Regions from separate parts of the Homo sapiens genome. Here region 2 is linked to region 1. Evidence: read pairs that join two places in POLR2A ChIA-PET (ENCODE). Cell type or tissue: endothelial cell of umbilical vein. All regions are shown on one strand. Links, peaks and the distances in the headings refer to the core of each region. The heading gives the core; the rest is flanking DNA. Region 1 has its middle 36 kb from the start of ZCCHC8. Region 2 overlaps CLIP1 (CAP-Gly domain containing linker protein 1).

Region 1 (9,220 bases), core at 718-8,717:
AACGGCATGAACCAGGGAGGCGGAGCTTGCAGTGAGCCGAGATTGTGCCACTGCACTCCAGCCTGGGTGACAGAGCAAGACTCCGTCTCAAAAAATAAATAAATAAATAAAACGGAAATGTATAGAAAACAGTGAAGAAGAAGCAGGAACGCTCAAGAAATGCAGAATGGTAAAAAAAAGTTTTAAATTAAGAGCGGCGTATTCATTGATGCTAAGAACTCTGGATTGCTTTGCTCTGTGGTCTGAATTTTATTAGGGAAAAGAGTCTGCTAAAGATCTTTCAGTGGAGAGCGCCCTCCTCCAAGTGGTTTTTTAAGAAGATAATTCCTAAAGCAGAAGTCTGAATGAACTGAACAGAGGAGACCATTTATGGGAGGGAGCGCATAAAGCAGGAAGTAATTGCCTCGAGCGGGTGCCCTATTTATTTATTTATTTATTATTTTTATTTATTTTATTTTATTTTTGAGACGGAGTCTCGCTCTGTCGCCCAGGCTGGAGTGCAGTGGCGCTATCTTGGCTCACTGCAAGCTCCGCCTCCCGGGTTCATGACATATTCCTGCCTCAGCCTCCCGACTAGCGGGGACTACAGGCGCCCGCCACCACGCCCGGCTATTTTTTTTGTATTTTTAGTAGAGACAGGGTTTCACTGTGTTAGCCAGGATGGTCTCGATCTTCTGACCCCGTGATCTGCCCGCCTCGGCCTCCCAAAGTGCTGGGATTACAGGCATGAGCCACCGCGTCCGGCCGGCAGGTGCCCCATTTTAAAAATATATTGTTGGCCGGGTGCTTTGGCTCACGCCTGTAATCCCAGCACTCTGGGAGGCTGAGGCGGGCAGATCACCTGAGGTCGGGAGTTCAAGACCAGCCTGACCAACATGGAGAAACCCCATCTCTACTAAAAAAAAAAAAAAAAAAATTAGCCAGGCGTGGTGGTACATGCCTGTAATCCCAGCTACTCGAGAGGCTGAGGGAGGAGAATCATCTGAAGTCGGGATGCAGAGGTTGCGGTGAGCCGAGATCCCACCATTGCATTCCAGCCTGGGCAACAAGAGCAATACTCCGTCTCAAAAAATAAATTAATTAATTAAAGTAATAAAATAAAGAAGTATTGTTTGCTGTTTTGGAGTATTGCAAGACTGTTGGGTGGAGGAACAAGTTACTGTTTCAACTTGCCCATGCCATGACAGGTTCCAGGTGTGGGTAGATGAGGTAAGAACCAGACGTTTGTCCTTCAAGATTGACTTGGAGCAGGGGTGGGGATATCTCTTTAATCTTTGTCTTGGGTTAAAGGGAATGTAAACTGCAGTGCAGGTTGCTAAAACAAGGCCAGCTCTTTGTTGTTGTCTCCTAGAAGCAGGTAAGTGGAAAGAAGGAACTGCCCTTATTAAAATAGAAAACGACCTCGTTCTTTTTTCAAAAGGTCACATTTCCTTACATGGTGAAAATGCCGTCCACTTTCTACTAACATGAAGCGTCCTCCTGGTTGATTTTATTCTTCAAGTTCTCGGCTGGAATCATTTTGCTTTTTTCTGTCTTGAATTGGGGTTTTTTTACTTTTTTTCCCTCTAGGTAAATTTTTTTTTTTTTTTTTTTTTTTTTTTTTTGGAGATGGAGTCTCGCTCTGTCGCCCAGGCTGGAGTGCAGTGGAGCAATCTCGGCTCACTACAAGCTCCGCCTCCCGGGTTCATGCCATTCTCCTGCCTCTGCCTCCCAAGTAGCTGGGACTACAGGCGCCCGCCACCACGCCCGGCTAATTTTTTGTATTTTTGGTAGAGACAGGGTTTCATTGGCCGGGCACGGTGGCTCACACCTGTAGTCCCAGGCGTGACTTTGGGAGGCCGAGGCGGGCGGATCACAAGGTCAGGAGATAGAGACCATCCTGGCTAACGCGGTGAAACCCCGTCTCTACTAAAAATAAAAAAAATTAGCCGGGCGTGGTGGCGGGCGCCTGTCGTCCCAGCTGCTTGGGAGGCTGAGGCAGGAGAATGGCGTGAGCCCAGGAGGCGGAGCTTGCAGTGAGCCGAGATAGCGCCACCGCACTCCAGCCTGGGTGACAGAGCGAGACTCTGTCTCCAAAAAAAAAAAAAAAAAAAAAAAAAAAAGGAGACAGAGTTTCACCATGTTAGCCAGGATGGTCTCGATCTCCCGACCTCGTGATCCGCCCGCCTTGGCCTCCCAAATTGCTGGGATTACAAAGTGAGCCACCGTGCCCAGCCCTCTCTAGGTAAATCTTTAGAATTTGTGGATTATCATTAGCAGGCAAAACCAGCAAGGGTGTTGTAACAACCTTTAGTACGCAAGTTGCTTGTGTCAGAGACGTTTAAACCAGAGCGACTCTATCTCGTATAGAGGCTGGGTAAAATGAGGCTGAGACCTACTGGGCTGCATTCCTAGATGATTAGGCATTCTAAGTCACAGGATGAGATAGGAGGTCAGCACAAGATACGTGTCATAAAGACCTTGCTGATAAAACAGGTTGCAGTAAAGTAGCCAGCTAAAACCCACCAAAACCACGATGGCCACGACAGTGATCTCTGGTTGTCCTCAATGCTAGACTCCCATCAGTACCATGACAGTTTACAAATGCCATGGCGACATTAGGAAGTTACCCTATATGGTCTAAAACGGGGAGGCAAGAATAATTCACCCCTTGTTTGGCATATCATCAAGAAATAACCATAAAAATGGGCAACCAGCAGCCCTGGGGCTGCTCTGCCTATGGAACAGCCATTCTTTCCTAATAAACTGCCTTTCACTTTATGGACTTGCCCTGAATTCTTTTTTTTTTTTTTCTTTTGAGACGGAGTCTCACTCTGTCACCCAGGTTGGAGTGCAGTGGCCCAGTCTCAGCTCACTGCAACCTCCCTTTCCCTGATTCAAGCAATTCTGCCTCAGCCTCCTGAGTAGCTGGGATTACAGGCCCCCGCCACCATGCCTGGCTAATTTTTTTATTTTTAGTAGTCATGAGGTTTCAACATGTTGGCCAGGCTGGTCTAGAACTCCTGACCTCAAGTGATCTGCCCGCCTCTCCCTCCCAAATTGCTGGGATTACAGGCGTGAGCCACCGTGCCCGGCGTCATCATCTAGGACTGCATCCTATGCACACATTTCCACAGTACTAAAAGGTTTACCTTTAAAAATGTTAAGTGCACCGGGCTTGGTGGCTCACGCCTGTAATCCCAGCACCTTGGGAGGCCGAGGCGGGCGGATCACGAGGTCAGGAGATCGAGACCATCCTGGCTAACATGGTGAAACCCTGACTCTACTAAAAATACCAAAAATTAGCCGGGCGTGGTGGCGGGCACCTGTAGTTCCAGCTACTCGGGAGACTGAGGCAGGAGAATGGCTTGAACCTGGGAGGCGGAGCTTGCAGTGAGCTGAGATTGCGCCACTCCACTCCAGCCTGGGCGACAGAGTGAGACTCCCTCTCAAAAAAAAAAAAAATGTTAAGTGCAGGCCAGGCACAGTGGCTCACAGGAGCAGGAGGACTGCTTGAGCTCAGGAGTTCAGGACAGCCTGGGCAACATGGTGAAGCCCCGCTCTACAAAAGTAAAAATAACTTTTATTTTAATAATATTTTCTTCCCAAAGTGCTGGGATTACAGCCATGAGCCACTGTGCCATACTTGTGTACCTGTCTTTATGAGACCAAAAACTAAATAAAATGTATTTCACCCCCGCTTTTTTTTTTTCCCGAGACAGAGTCTCACTCCGTCACCCAAGCTGGAGTGCAGTGATGCGATCTTGGCTCACTGCAACCTCCGCCTCCCAAGTTCAAGCTATCCTCGTGCCTCAGCCTCCCGAGTAGCCGGGATTACAGGCGCCCACCACCATGCCTAGCTAATTTTTGTATTTTTAGTAGAGACAGGGTTTTGCCATGTTGGCCAGGCTGGTCTCGAACTCCTGACCTCAGGCGATCCACCCACTTCGGCCTCCCAAAGTGCTGGGATTACAGGTGTGAGCCACTGCTCCCAGCCTTATTTCCCCCTTAAAATTTTTTTTTTTTTAATTTGAGAAGGAGTAATCCCAGCTACTCAGGAGGCTGAGGCAGGAGAATCGCTTGAACCTGAGAGGCGCAGGTTGCAGTGAGCCAAGATCACGCCACTGCACTCCAGTCTGGGCAACAGAGCGAGACTCCATCTCAAAAAAAAAAAAAAAAAAAAAAAGAAAGAAAAGAAATGTGGGATTTGTGTGTGTGTGTGTGTGTTTTCTCGAGATAGGGTTTCACTCTGTTGTCCAGGCTAGGGTACTCGACCTCCTGGGCTCAAACAATCCTCCTACCTCAACCTCTTAAATAGCAGGGACAACAGGCATGTGTCACCACACCTAGCTTATGTTAATAATTTTCATTGTGATGGGGTCTCCCTACATTACCCAGGCTGGTCTTTAACTCCTGGGCTCAGGAGATCCACCCGCCTTAGCCTCCCACAGTGTCAGAATTATAACCACGAACCACCACGTTCCGCAAAAAAATTATTTATTTATTTATTTATGAGATGGAGTCTCGCTCCGTCACCCAGGCTGGAGTGCAGTGGCGCAATCTCAGTGGCGCAATCTCAGCTCACTGCAACCTCTGCCTCCCAGGTTCAAGCGATTCTCCTGCCACAGCCTCCCTAGTAGCTGGGACTGCAAGTGCATGCCACCATGCCTGGATAATTTTTTTGTATTTTTAGTAGAGATGGGGTTTCACCATGTTGGCCAGGCTGGTCTTGAACTCCTGACCTTGTGATCCGCCACCTCAGCCTCCCAAAGTGCTGGGATTACAGGCACGAGCTACCGCGCCCGGCCTAAGAAATGTATTTTTTAAACAAAATTTCCTATCAACAATATGGCTGCATTTGGAATTTTGTAATAGGAGGAATTACTGAAAAGGCAAGGGGTGTGGCCCTTACTGAACGCTGACATTCCGGGCAGCTGAGATTGCTCCTTTGTAGGGTGACCTCATGCCAGAGTGATTTCTTAATGTTTTCCGTCATGGAAGCAAATTCATTAGTCATAAGTGAGAATGACAAATGAAACTGGATTGGAACAGGTTGTGGGATTGGACCTGGGGCAAATTTCTCACAGACTTGGAACAAGTTTCCTTCTGTTCCTACCACAGTCCTGATCTTGGATTCTTCAAACCAATTACAACTCTGTTCATTGTACTGGCCCATTCTACTAAGTTTTTATTTAGAACATTTGGAGGAATACTGAACACCTACTATATGAGGGTAGTTGAAATCTAATAGGGTTCATGACTTTAGAGAGTCAAGGATTAGGACAGGCATAGCAGGCATGTGGTAGAAACAGAATGTTTGCCTACAGTCATAATTGAAGGAAATGTCAAATTTCCCTGAATTCTATCCAGAAGGTCCGTGGACCCCCAGTTAAGAACCTTGCAGCAGGGCTGGATGTGGTGGCTCACGCCTGTAATCCCAATGCTTTGGGAGGCCAAGACAAGAGGATAGGTTGAGGCCAGTAGTTTGAGACCAGTCTTGGCAACATAGCAAGGTTCGAGACCTGTCTCTACAAAAAATAAACAAAATTAGCTTGGTGTGGTGGTACACACCCGTGGTCCCAACTGCTCGGAAGGCTGAGATAGGAGGACGGTCGAGGCTGCAGTGGACTGTGATCGTGACATTGAACTTCAGCCTGGGTCAGAGACAGACCCTGTCTCCTAAGAAAAAAAAATTTTGTTGAGCAAGTGACTAGATTCAAAGGTTAAAATAGCCTACTTGTATATTACCTTTTAGAGATTGGCTGAGGTCTAAGTAGATTGGTGCTCAGGGTAAGAGTTTGAACTCAGTGATCACTAAGGTTCCTTCCAACTCTTTTTTTTTTTAGAGAAAGGGTGTTGCTCTGTTGCCCAGGCTTCAGTGCAGTGATGTGATCATAGCTCACTATAGCCTCGAACACCTGGGCTCTCGCTATCCTCCTGCCCGGCCTCCCAAGGAGCTGGGGCTAAAGGCACATGCTGCCATGCATGGCTAATTTTTTCATTTTTATTTTATTTATTTATTTATTTTATTATTTTTATTTTTTGAGACGGAGTCTTGCTCTGTCGCCCAGGCTGGAGTGCAGTGGTGCAATCTCAGCTCACTGCAAGCTCCGCCTCCCGTGTTCGCGTCATTCTCCTGCCTCAGCCTCCGGAGTAGCTGGGACTACAGGTGCCCGCCACCACGCCCGGCTAATTTTTTGTAGTTTTAGTAGAGACAGGGTTTCACCGTGTTAGCCAGGATGGTCTGGATCTCCTGACCTTGTGATCCTCCCACCTCGACCTCCCAAAATGCTGGGATTACAGGCGTGAGCCACTGCGCCCAGCCTCATTTTTATTTTTGTAGACATGGGGTCTCAGTTTGTTGCCCAGGCTGCTCTTGAACTCCTGGGCTCAAGCAATCCTTCTGCCTCAGCCTCCCAAAGTGCTGGCATTACAGGCCAGAGCCACTGCACCCAGCCATCCTTCCAACTCCTTGGTCTGTGTTTTGCCCTTACTTGAGCTTCCTTCATCATAACTTGCAAACTTGCATTTCATTTTTGATGAACTGAAGCAATTTTCTTTCTTTTTTTTTTTTTTTTTTTTTTTGAGATGGAGTCTCGCTCTGTCACCCAGGCTGGAGTGCAGTGGCGTGATCTCGGCTCACTGCAAGCTCTGCCTCCCAGGTTCACGCCATTCTCCTGCCTCAGCCTCCCGAGTAGCTGGGACTACAGGCACCTGCCACCATGCCCAGCTAATTTTTTGTGTTTTTAATAGAGATGCGGTTTCACCATGTTAGTCAGGATGGTCTCAATCTCCTGACCTCGTGATCTGCCCGCCTCGGCCTCCCAAAGTGCTGGGATTACAGGCGTGAGCCACCGCACCCGGCCTGAACTGAAGCAATTTTCTAAGCTCCTTCTTTATTCTGATGCTCAGAGTAAAATTGCCAGTATATTTAATGTGCTTTGTGTAAATGACTCACTCCTGAGTGTTTTTAGGATGTTTAGATAAAGATAGGCCTTGTTGTGCTCTTTAGAAGAAATTGCGACCAAGTGTGTTTTACAAAGGAATAGGTAAATAACTGCAGGCACAAAACATAAATGATCCACTGAATATTCATCAGTTATGGTAGGAATGGGTGGTATTCATTTCCCAGTTTGTTGAGTATTTTTATCAAGAAGGAGTATTGAGTTTTGTCAAATACATTTTCCGTATTGAGATTATCATGCAGTTTTTGTCCATTCTATTGATTCAATGTATTACATTAATTGATTTTCAGATGTTGAACCAACCTTGTATTCTATCACATTTGATCATATTGTTTAATCCTTTTTATATATTGGTGGATACAGTTTGCTAGTATTTTGGTGAGGATTTTGTATCTATGTTTATTAAAATATTGGTCAGTAGCTTTCTCCTTTTTCAACCATTTCTTGTATTGATTTTTAATTAAAAAATAATTTTTTTTTGAGACAGGGTCTCTCTCTGTTGCTCAGGCTGGAGTGCAGTGGCAAAATCTTGGCTCAATGCAACCTCCACCTCCCAGGCTCAAGAGATCCTCCCACTTCAGACTCCTGAGTAGCTGGGACAACAGGTGTACACCACCATGCCAGGCTAATTTTTTTATTTTTTGTAAAGATGGAGTTTGACCATGTTGTCAGGCTAATTTTTTAAATTTTAATTTTTTTGAACCAAAATGTCTTTTAATTGAATACTGAATACATTCTGTTAGGACATAAGAGTGACTGACAATTTTTTTTTTTTTTTTGACACGGAGTTTTGCTCTTGTTGCCCAGGCTGGAGTGCAGTCATGCGATCTTGGCTCACTGCAACCTCTGCCTCTCAGGTTCAAGCAATTCTTGTGCCTCAGCCTCCCTAGTAGCTGGGATTACAGGCACCTGCCACCATGCCCGGCTAATTTTTGTATTTTTAGTAGCACAGGGTTTCACCATGTTGGCCAGGCTGGTCTCGAAGTCCTGACCTCAGATGATCACCCGCCTTAGCCTCCCAAAGTGCTGGGATTACAGACACAAGCTCGATTTTACAGCCCAGTTTTTTTTTTTAAGACAGGATCTCCCTTTGCTGCCCAGGCTGGAGCACAGTGACATAAACATCGCTCACTGCAGCCTCTACCTCCTGGGCTCAAGTGATCCTCCCGTCTCAGCCTCCCAAGTATCTGAGACCACAGGTAAGCACCACCATGCCCAGCTAATTTTTAAATTTTTTATAGAGACAGAGTCTTGCCTTGCTGCCTGGGTGAGTCTCAAACTCCTGGGCTCAAGAGATCCTCCCACTTCAGTCTCCCAAAGTGCTAGGATTGCAGGCATGAGCCACTGCGCCTTTATAAGACTGATGTCTTTATAAGAAGAGGGAAATCTGGCACAGAGAGATGGAGGCAGAAAGCGATGTGGAGATGGAGGCAGAGACTGGAGTGATGCATCTATGAGCCAAGGAATGCCAGAAGCTGTGAGAGAGGCATGGAACAGCCCGTCCCTCAGAGTGCCCAGAAGGAGCCAACCTGGGAATTCTAGCCTTGAAAGCTGAGAGAATATGGCTGGGCTCAGTGGCTCACCCCTGTAATCCCAGGACTTTAGGAGGCCAAGGTTGCAGTGAGCTGAGGTCGTGCCATTGCACTCCAGCCTGGGCAACAGAGTGAGACTCTGTCTCAAAAAAACAAAACAAAACTGAGAACTGAGAGAATATGTTTCTACATTTCTGCTGATTAAGCCACCCAGTTTGAGGGACTTTGTGGAAGGCCCCAGTTAGCTGATTCTCATCCTTACAGACAGGCAGAATCTTTTCCAAAGAATTGCATCCATGTTCATCTTTTCCTGTTTTCTGTGATCTCTGAGGAGTCCGAGACTTCCAGAATGAGATGAGCATTTCATAGTCAACATTGGCCTTATCTCGCCAGACACTGAGTACAGTCAACCCTACAGTAAACTCTACTATACTATATTACTATATAGGGCTATGCTATAGCAATAGTTCTCAACACAGAGTTTACAGACAAATTGTCTCTCAGAAATCCACAAGTTCTCCACATAATTATTTTTTTTTGAGACGGGGGGTCTCTCTGTTGTCCAGGCTAGAGAGCAGTGGTGAACTCTTGGCTGACTGCAGCCTCGACCTCCCAGGCCCAAGTGATCCTCCCAACTCAGCCTCTGAGTAGCTGGGATCACGGGTGCACGCCACCACACCCGGCTAATTTTTTTTTTTTTTTTTTCAGTAAAGACAGGATTTTGCCACGTTGCCCAGGCTGGTC
Region 2 (8,000 bases), core at 1-8,000, 92 kb after region 1:
ACTCGGGAGGCTGAGGCAAGAGAATGGCCTGAACCCAGGAGGCGGAGCTTGCAGTGAGCCGAGATTGCGCCACCGCACTCCAGCCTAGGAGACAGAGCGAGACTCTGTCTCAAAGAAAAAAAAAATTTTTTTTCTTAATATTATATGGCTCCCTGTTGGGGACTCAAACTCCAGTCTCCACATGACAGGCAGAAACACTCACCACTATACTAACAAGGAACTTGTAAATAGTAAGGTAACCGTGGCTAGGTACGGTGGCTTACGCCTGTAATCCCAGCATTTTGGGAGGCCAAGGTGGGAGGATCACTTGAACCTGGGCAACAAAGTGAGACCCTGTCTCTATAAAAAATAAAATAATTGGCCGGGCGGGGTGGCTCATTCCTGTAATCCCAGTAGTTTGGGAGGCTAAGCGGGTGGATCACTTGAGGTCAGGAGTTCAAGACCAGCCTGGCCAACATGGCGACACCCCGTCTCTACTAAAAATACAAAAATTAGACAGGCATGGTGGCAGGCACCTGTAATCCAAGCTACTTGGAGGTTTAGGCAGGAGAATCACTTAAACCCAGGAGGTGGAGGTTGCAGTGAGCCAAGATCGCGTCACTACACTCCAGCCTGGGCAACAAAGCAAGACTCCATATAAAACAAAATTAAAATAAGCCGGACATGGGGTCTCACGCCTGTAGTCCCAGCTACTCAGGAGGCTGAGCCTGGGAGATGGAAGCTGCAGGGAACTATGATTATGTCATGGCACTCCAGCAAGACCCTGTTTCAAAAAAAAAAAAAAAAAGAGTAACTTTATTGACAAAATAAGCTCAGAAGTGAACTTAGATGTGTTTATAAAAATTGGATTTTTTTTCCCCTTCTGATTTTTAATTTTTGGTTTAGTGAAATTATATGGGTGTGTATAAGATTCTGCTACCTTAAATGGCTTGGAAAACTCAAGGCATCAGAGGATGTTACTCAAGAATTTCTGGGCCAAGGCCAGGTGCAGTGGCTCATGCCTATAATACCAGCAGTTTTGGAGGCCGAGGCAGGCATATCACCTAAGGTCAGGAGTTCAAGACCAGCCTGGTCAACATGGTGAAACCCCGTCTCTACTAAAAATACAAAAATTAGCTGAGCTCAGTGGCACACACCTGTAATCCCAGCTACTTGGGAAGCTGAGGCAGGAGAATTGGTTGAACCCAGGATGGGGAGGTTGCAGTGAACTGAGTTTGCGCCACTGCACTCTAGCCTGGGCAACAGAGTGAGACTCTATGTCAAAGAAAAAAAAAAAAAAAGAATTTCAGGGCCTTTCAAATGATAAGGTTTAGATTTAGGAAGAGGAAGGAAATGTACAGTAGCTACTGTTTGACTAATAAGCAGAAACACAAGGTGTAAGGTCTACATGCTCTACATTCTAGAACCTCAGAATTTAGTGATTTTTTTTTTAAAGAGGGGCAGCGTATCATAGTGCTAAGAAGACAAACTAAGTCCCTGCTTTGCCTTTGGGACCTCAGTGAGATATTTAACAACTTTGTTTCCTAACCTCCATAAGCAAGGCTACAGTGCTGCATTTAGATTATATTTGATATTTCTAGGATGTGATGTCAGGTTCTTGGACAATTTGACTGACGCCCAGCTGTTGTGTTTCAACGTGGTTGTCTCCATGCCTTGGACTGCATGTTCTGTGCTGAATTTTTAGCTCATGACCATATATGAGGAGGTGACTTGTCAGCTTTTTAGATTTGAACTGACAAGCTTTATCTTTCTGTGAGCTACTCCCCAGGGCTCTTACACTAAGAATCTTAGAGTAGAATTTTCTTGTTCTCAACACTCTTTTTTTTTATTTTTGGAGACAGAGTCTCGCTCTGTTGCCCAGGCTAGAGTGCAGTGGCGCGATCTTGGCTCACTGTAACCTCCGCCTCCTGGGTTCAAGCAGTTCTCCTGCCTCAGCCTCCTGAGTAGCTGGGATTACAGGCGCCCACCACCATGCCCAGCTACTTTTTGTATTTTTAGTAGAGACAGGGTTTCACCATGTTGGTCAGGCTAGTCTCAAACCCCTGACCTCGTGATCCACCCGACTCGGCCTCCCAAAGTGCTGGGATTACAGGTGTGAGCCACCGCGCCTGGCTGCTAATTTTTTTTTTTGGTATTTTTAGTAGAGACGGGGTTTCACCATGTTAGCCAGGATGGTCTCGATCTCTTGACCTCGTGATCTGCCTGCCTCGGCCTCCCAAACTGCTGGGATTACAGGTGTGAGCCACTGCGCCCGGCCGCTATTTTTTTTTTTTTTTTTTTGTATTTTTAGTAGAGACGGGGTTTCACTGTGTTAGCCAGGATGGTCTCGATCTCCTGACCTTGTGATCTGCCTGCCTCCGCCTCCCAAAGTGTTGGGGTTACAGGCGTGAGCTACCACGCCCAGCCTAATTTTTGTATTTTTAATAGAGACAGGGTTTCACCATATTGGCCAGGCTGTTCTCAAACTCCTGACCTCGTGATCCGCTCTCCTTGGCCTCCCAAAGTGCTAGGATTACAGGCACGAGCTCAACACTTGTTATACAGGTCTTTGATACTGTGAAAGGGGAAAAATATCTTCCTGAGAATTAAAAAAAATATTTACAAGATTTGTTTTGCTTGTGTTTGAACCTTAAATAACTATAATTTATCCAGTATGTGCTTTTTTTGTGTCTGTCTTCATTTGCTGAACATTATTTTTGTGAGGTTTGTCTATAATATGTAGAAGTGAAACACACACATAGTGAGGTCTTATTACATATAAGCCATTTTCATAATATGCTTTCGTAGATTGTAGACTGTAGATTTGGGGCACTTGTATGGAAGCAAATACAGGTCTTAATTTAAAACAGTAAGCTGCTGTTTCATATTATACTCTTTGGATGTACTATACCTAATTTAATCATACACATTTAGATTGCACCCATTTTTCCCCTAGAAATGAAATTTGAGTCAAGGGGTATAAATAATTTAAAATTGTTAATAGATATTGCCAAATTGCAATCCAAAAAGCCTTTATTTTTGTTTCCACAAACAGTATACAAGTATGTCCTTCCTGGTAAGTTTTTTTTTTTTTCAGTCTTACTGGTGCTTTTTTTCACCTTGTTTATTAAGTTAATTAAAGCTCTTTTTTTAGATTCATTTACCATATTAACTTTTTTTTTTTCTTTTTTTTGAGACAGAGTCTCACTCTGTCCCCCTAGGTTGGAGTGCAGTGGCGCAATCTTGGCTCACTGCAACCTCTGCCTGCCGGGTTCAAGCGATTCTCGTGCCTCAGCCTCCGGAGCTGGGACTACAGACGTGCGCCACCACACCTGGCTAATTCTTTGTATTTTTAGTAGAGATGGGGTTTTGTCATGTTGCCCAAGCTAGTCTTGAACTCCTGAGCTCAGGCAATCCACCTGCCTCTGCCTCCCAAAGTGCTGCGATTACAGGCGTGAGCCACCACGCCCGGCCCTTATTAACTTTTTTAATTAAATTTTTTTTATTACCGTAGGTTATTGGGGAACCAGTGGTGTTTGCTTACGTGAGTGAGTTCTTTAGTGGTGTTTTGTGAGATTTTGGTGCACCCATCTTCCGAGCAGTATACGCTGCACCTAATAATTCGATTTTTTCTGTTTTTCTCAATCCTCTTATCGGTGACTTAGAACCTCAAACCTATGAGCCTGGTTGTGACCTTGCATTTACATTGAGTGTTTCTTCATTGTCTACTTGGGGAATTCTTGGGCTCTTTTTGGGTGGGAGTTTATGCTCTGGGGAAGTTGTTCTTTACCTGAAATCCATTTGCCTAGATTGCTGATGGAGTAGTTAGTGGCAGGATTTGCTGTTTTGTGTGGTCCACAATTGAGAAGATGCCAGATAGTCACATTTAGTTAAAAGCCCCTTTTGGCTGAATCTTGAGATCGTTTCTAACACAATGGATTTTACTTAGCTTAATTCCTTTGCGATGAGGTTTGCTGCAGATTTGAATAATTATTTTTTCTGATTTTAGTTTTGTTTTTTTTTTTTTAATCAAGATGGAATCTCGCTCTTTTGCCCAGCTGGAGTGCAGTGGCATGATCTCAGTTCACTGCATCCTCTGCCCCGTGAGTTCAAGCGATTCTCCTGCCTCAGCTTCCCAAGTAGCGTAGCTGGGATTACAGGCACCCACCACCACACCCGACTAATTTTTTTTTTTTTTCTTTAGACCAGGTTTCACTCTTGTCGCCCAGGCTGGAGTGCAATGGCGCAATCTCACTGCAACCTCCGCCTCCCGGGTTCAAGTGATTCTCCTGTCTCAGCCTCCTGAGTAGCTGGGATTATCTGGATGTGCCACCACGCCTGGCTAATTTTGTATTTTTAGTAGAGACGGGGTTTTTCCATGTTGGTCAGGCTGGTCTTGAACTCCTGACCTCAGGTGATCTGCTCGCCTCGGCCTCCCAAAGCATTGGGATTACAGGTGTGAGCCACCACACCCAGACTGTATTTTTTTTTTTTCCCCATAGAGACAGGGTTTCACCATGTTGGCCAGTATGGTCTCGAACTCCTGACCTCAAGTGATCCGCCCACCTTGGCCTCCCAAAGTTCTGGGATTACAGGCGTGAGCCACTGTGCCCGGCCAAGTTTTTTTTTCATTTTTCAGTTTCCCAGTTCTAAACTTCACCTAGTGTAACCTTTTAGGGTTGTCCAGGAGGGAAATACATGGCCCCTTATGCTGCTGCAGAGAAGCTGCGTTAAGCAGCTTTTTCCTGTTTGCACACAGCAGACTCAGTGGGGTCACATTTTAGCAGGTCATCGTTGTCAGTGCTCTTCCTGCTCCTTGCTTTCAGTTTTGAGAGGGTTCCCCAGTTTTCCTTTTGAGGCTTGGAAACACAGGAAACCGTCCACCTGCCTGTCAGATCCCATGCCTCTGGTCTCACTGTCCATCCTCCTCGCCTGTGTCCTGTGCCCTGTGCCCTGACTGCTTTGGGTCAGGCCATCATCATCTTTACCTGGACTTGCATGGCACCGTCCATGCCACTTGCCTTGTCTCTCCTCACCTCTATTCTTTGCACAATTACAGAGAGATCAATTAAAATGTCAATTTGGTGATGCTGTTCCTTTGCCTAAACTCTTTTTAATAGTGCCCAGTCTGCCTGCAACGTTGGCTTTGATTTTCACAATGTTTGGAGCGTTTTCTATGGTGCTCAGTAATTGGGCGGTGGTTTCTTTTTCTAAACCTGAGCCAATATCCTAACCCCAAAGGTGCCAAATTTGGTGTCTGTCTAGACTTGAGAACTTTGTATAGGCTCTTGGGGCTTGGGAGTTTGGAGCTTTTCTGTGTTGAGGAGCCCATGCCACTGCTTTGGGACTTGGGGAGAGGGAGGTTTGGCCACACAGGCCTGAGTACTGAGTGCCAGTGTTGTCTTATTACTGGATCACATCTCCTAACTTTTAACAACTTTATTGTCCCTGTGAATTCTCTAAGCATAATCACAAAAATATCTTGAGCCTCAGACACTTGGTAGCTTATGATCTTTTGTAGATTTAAAAAGCAAACTTTGCTAATATTTTGGTCAAGTGGGTGCCATATAAAAGACTGCTTCTGGTGAATAAATATTCTGCATTTTATCAACCCCCAGGGTTAGAAGAGGTGATTTTTTTTTTTTTCTTTTTTTTTTTTGAGACAGAGTCCTGCTCTGTTGCCCAGGCTGGAGTGCAGTGGCATGATCTCGGCTCACTGCAACCTCTGCCTCCCAGGTTCAGGCGATTCTCTTGTCCCAGCCTCCCATGTAGCTGGGATTACAGGCATGCATTACCCTTTCCTGTGTCTTGATATTCTTGGGGTCCTGGATCCTGTGGAAGCTCAGATGCCTTTCAGAAGCGGAGATTAAGTAGTTCCGAGACATAAAGTGCAAGTCAAGTAAAACATCATCTTTTAGCCAAAGCGTCTATTCATAATTGTGCATCTTTTGTTTACCTGTTAGTTCTAGGGAGTTAGACTTACAAGAGGGTATCTGTTATATGTCATCTGCTCTTGTCATATTTCTTTTTAAGGGGATTTATTTAATGTCACCTGTTAGAGATTGGGAGACTCAAAATGATATCATAAAAGGAATAAAGTAACTGGGACTGTTTATTTAGCCTAGAGAAAATATGATGGCTTTATAAAGGCTGTGTTTAATGCTCTGCAATTCATTCAGAAAATATCCTGAGCGTCTGCTATGCACCGGAAGTTGTTCCAGGTGTTGTAGATATGGCACCAACGAAGACCAACACATCGTGATCTAAAGGGGCTCCTCATGGCATTAAAATAAAAATCGAAACTCCTTCCTTGGACTTGCAGTGCCCCTTGTTCTCTGGACCCTGCCCACCCTCCCGACCTCTTGTCCTTCTCACACCCCTTTCTCACTCTGCTTCAGCTACACTGGCCCCTTTGCTGTTTCTTTTCTTTCTTCTTCTTCTTTTTTTTTTTTTTTGAGATAGGTTTTGCTCTGTTGCCCAGGCTGAAGTGCAGCAGCGCCATTTCGGCTCATTGCACCCTCTGCCTACAGGGCTCAAGCAATTGTCGCGCCCCAGCCTCCTGAGTAGCTGGGACTACAGGCGTGAGCCACCACAGCTGGCTAATTTTTGTATTTTTAGTAGAGACAGGGTTTCGCCATGTTGCCCAGGCTGGTCTCGAATTCCTGTCCTCAAATGATCTGTCTGCCTTGGCCTCCCAAAGTGCTGGAATTACAGGTGTGAGCCACCATGCCTGGCCCCCTTTGCTGTTTCTAAACACCCAGACTCATTCCCACTTTAGAATTTGTTGTTTCTTCTGCTTGGGATGTTTTGTGCCCGGTGCCTCGTGGTCACTTAAGTCATGCTCAAGTGTTACCTCCTCAGGCATCCCTTCCTTGGCCACCCCAACTAAAGACACCTTCTATGGCAGTGTCACACTACCCTGTTTTATTTTTTTCATAGCCCTCTTCACCAGTTGAAAATTATCTTTCATTTTTTTACTTGCTTATTGTCCATTTCTCCCTGCCCAGAATTTAACCTCCATGAAAGCACGGAAACTTTCTGTCTCATTCACTGTCACACCCACAACACTTAGGACAGGGCCTGGCACATAGTAGGAGCTCATTAAATAGTGTGGAGAGAATCAGAGGGTTTTGAATACAGTCGTCACTTTATACCCATGAAGGAGAGAGTAAAGTAGGGCAAGCAGAGGTCGACTTAGGACCAGTGAAGATTTTACCCTTCTCTGTAGGAGAGTTGCTGGAAGGTGAACTGGCCCTTCACTGGAGGTAATTATATTACTTGAGGTAATCAAAAGTGGCCAGACGTGGTGGCTCACGTCTGTAATCCTAGCATTTTGGGAGGTCAAGGTGGGTGGAATCAGTTGAGGTCAGGAGTTGGAGACTAGCCTGGCCAACATGGTGAAACCCTGTCTCTACTAAAAATACAAAAATATTAGCCGGGCGTGGTGGCACATGCCTGTAATCCCAGCTGCTTGGGAGGCTGAGGCAGGAAAATCTCTGGAACCCGGGAGGCAGAGGTTGTAGTGAGCTGAGATCATGCCACTGCACTCCAGCCTGGACGACAGAGCGAAACTCCGTCTCAAAAAGAAGGAAAAAAAAAAAAGTACCGTGCTTTGGCTCTTTCATGTCACAGGCAATTAAGTTTTAAGTGAGGCTTACATTTGTATTTGGCAAATACCAGCTAACCATGTTTATTTTATTTTATTTTTTTTTTATTGAAGTGCAGTGGTGTGATCTTGGGTCACTGCAACCTCCACCTCTGGGGTTGAAGTGATTTTCCCGCCTCAACCTCCCGAGTAGCTGGGATTACAGGTGCTTGCCACCATGCCCGACTAATTTTTGTATTTTTAGTAGAGACAGAATTTCAGGCCTGTCTCAAACTCCTGACCTCAAGTGATCTGCCTGCCTCGGCCTCCCAAAGAGCTAGGATTGCAGACATGAGTCACCCCACCTGGCCTCCATGTTTACTTTTTAAAATAAGCTGTTTATCTTGGAATATGGCAGATAAGAAGCCACCTTACA

Evidence for each region. ChIA-PET counts read pairs that join two places held together with the same protein. Peaks named below come from ENCODE experiments on the same cell type or tissue, not always from the same donor. Only the 100,000 strongest peaks of a DNase experiment are listed, where the experiment ranks them.
Region 2: POLR2A ChIA-PET joins it to region 1 with 5 read pairs; 6 of 35 experiments call an interaction of 5 or more read pairs at or near these places.

The regions. Positions count from the first base shown.
Region 1 is chr12:122,460,234-122,469,453 of GRCh38, reverse strand. No RefSeq gene overlaps it. Among named protein-coding and RNA genes, the nearest start is that of ZCCHC8, 36 kb to the left of the region's middle. In endothelial cell of umbilical vein, for the core only: no CTCF peak of the experiment used is centred there; a DNase peak (open chromatin) is centred at 4,973; H3K27ac peaks cover 1,480 bases.
Region 2 is chr12:122,368,596-122,376,595 of GRCh38, reverse strand. All of the region lies in intron 3 of CLIP1 (CAP-Gly domain containing linker protein 1), which reads left to right. Among named protein-coding and RNA genes, the nearest start is that of CLIP1-AS1, 23 kb to the left of the region's middle. In endothelial cell of umbilical vein, for the core only: no CTCF peak of the experiment used is centred there; no DNase peak of the experiment used is centred there; H3K27ac peaks cover 355 bases.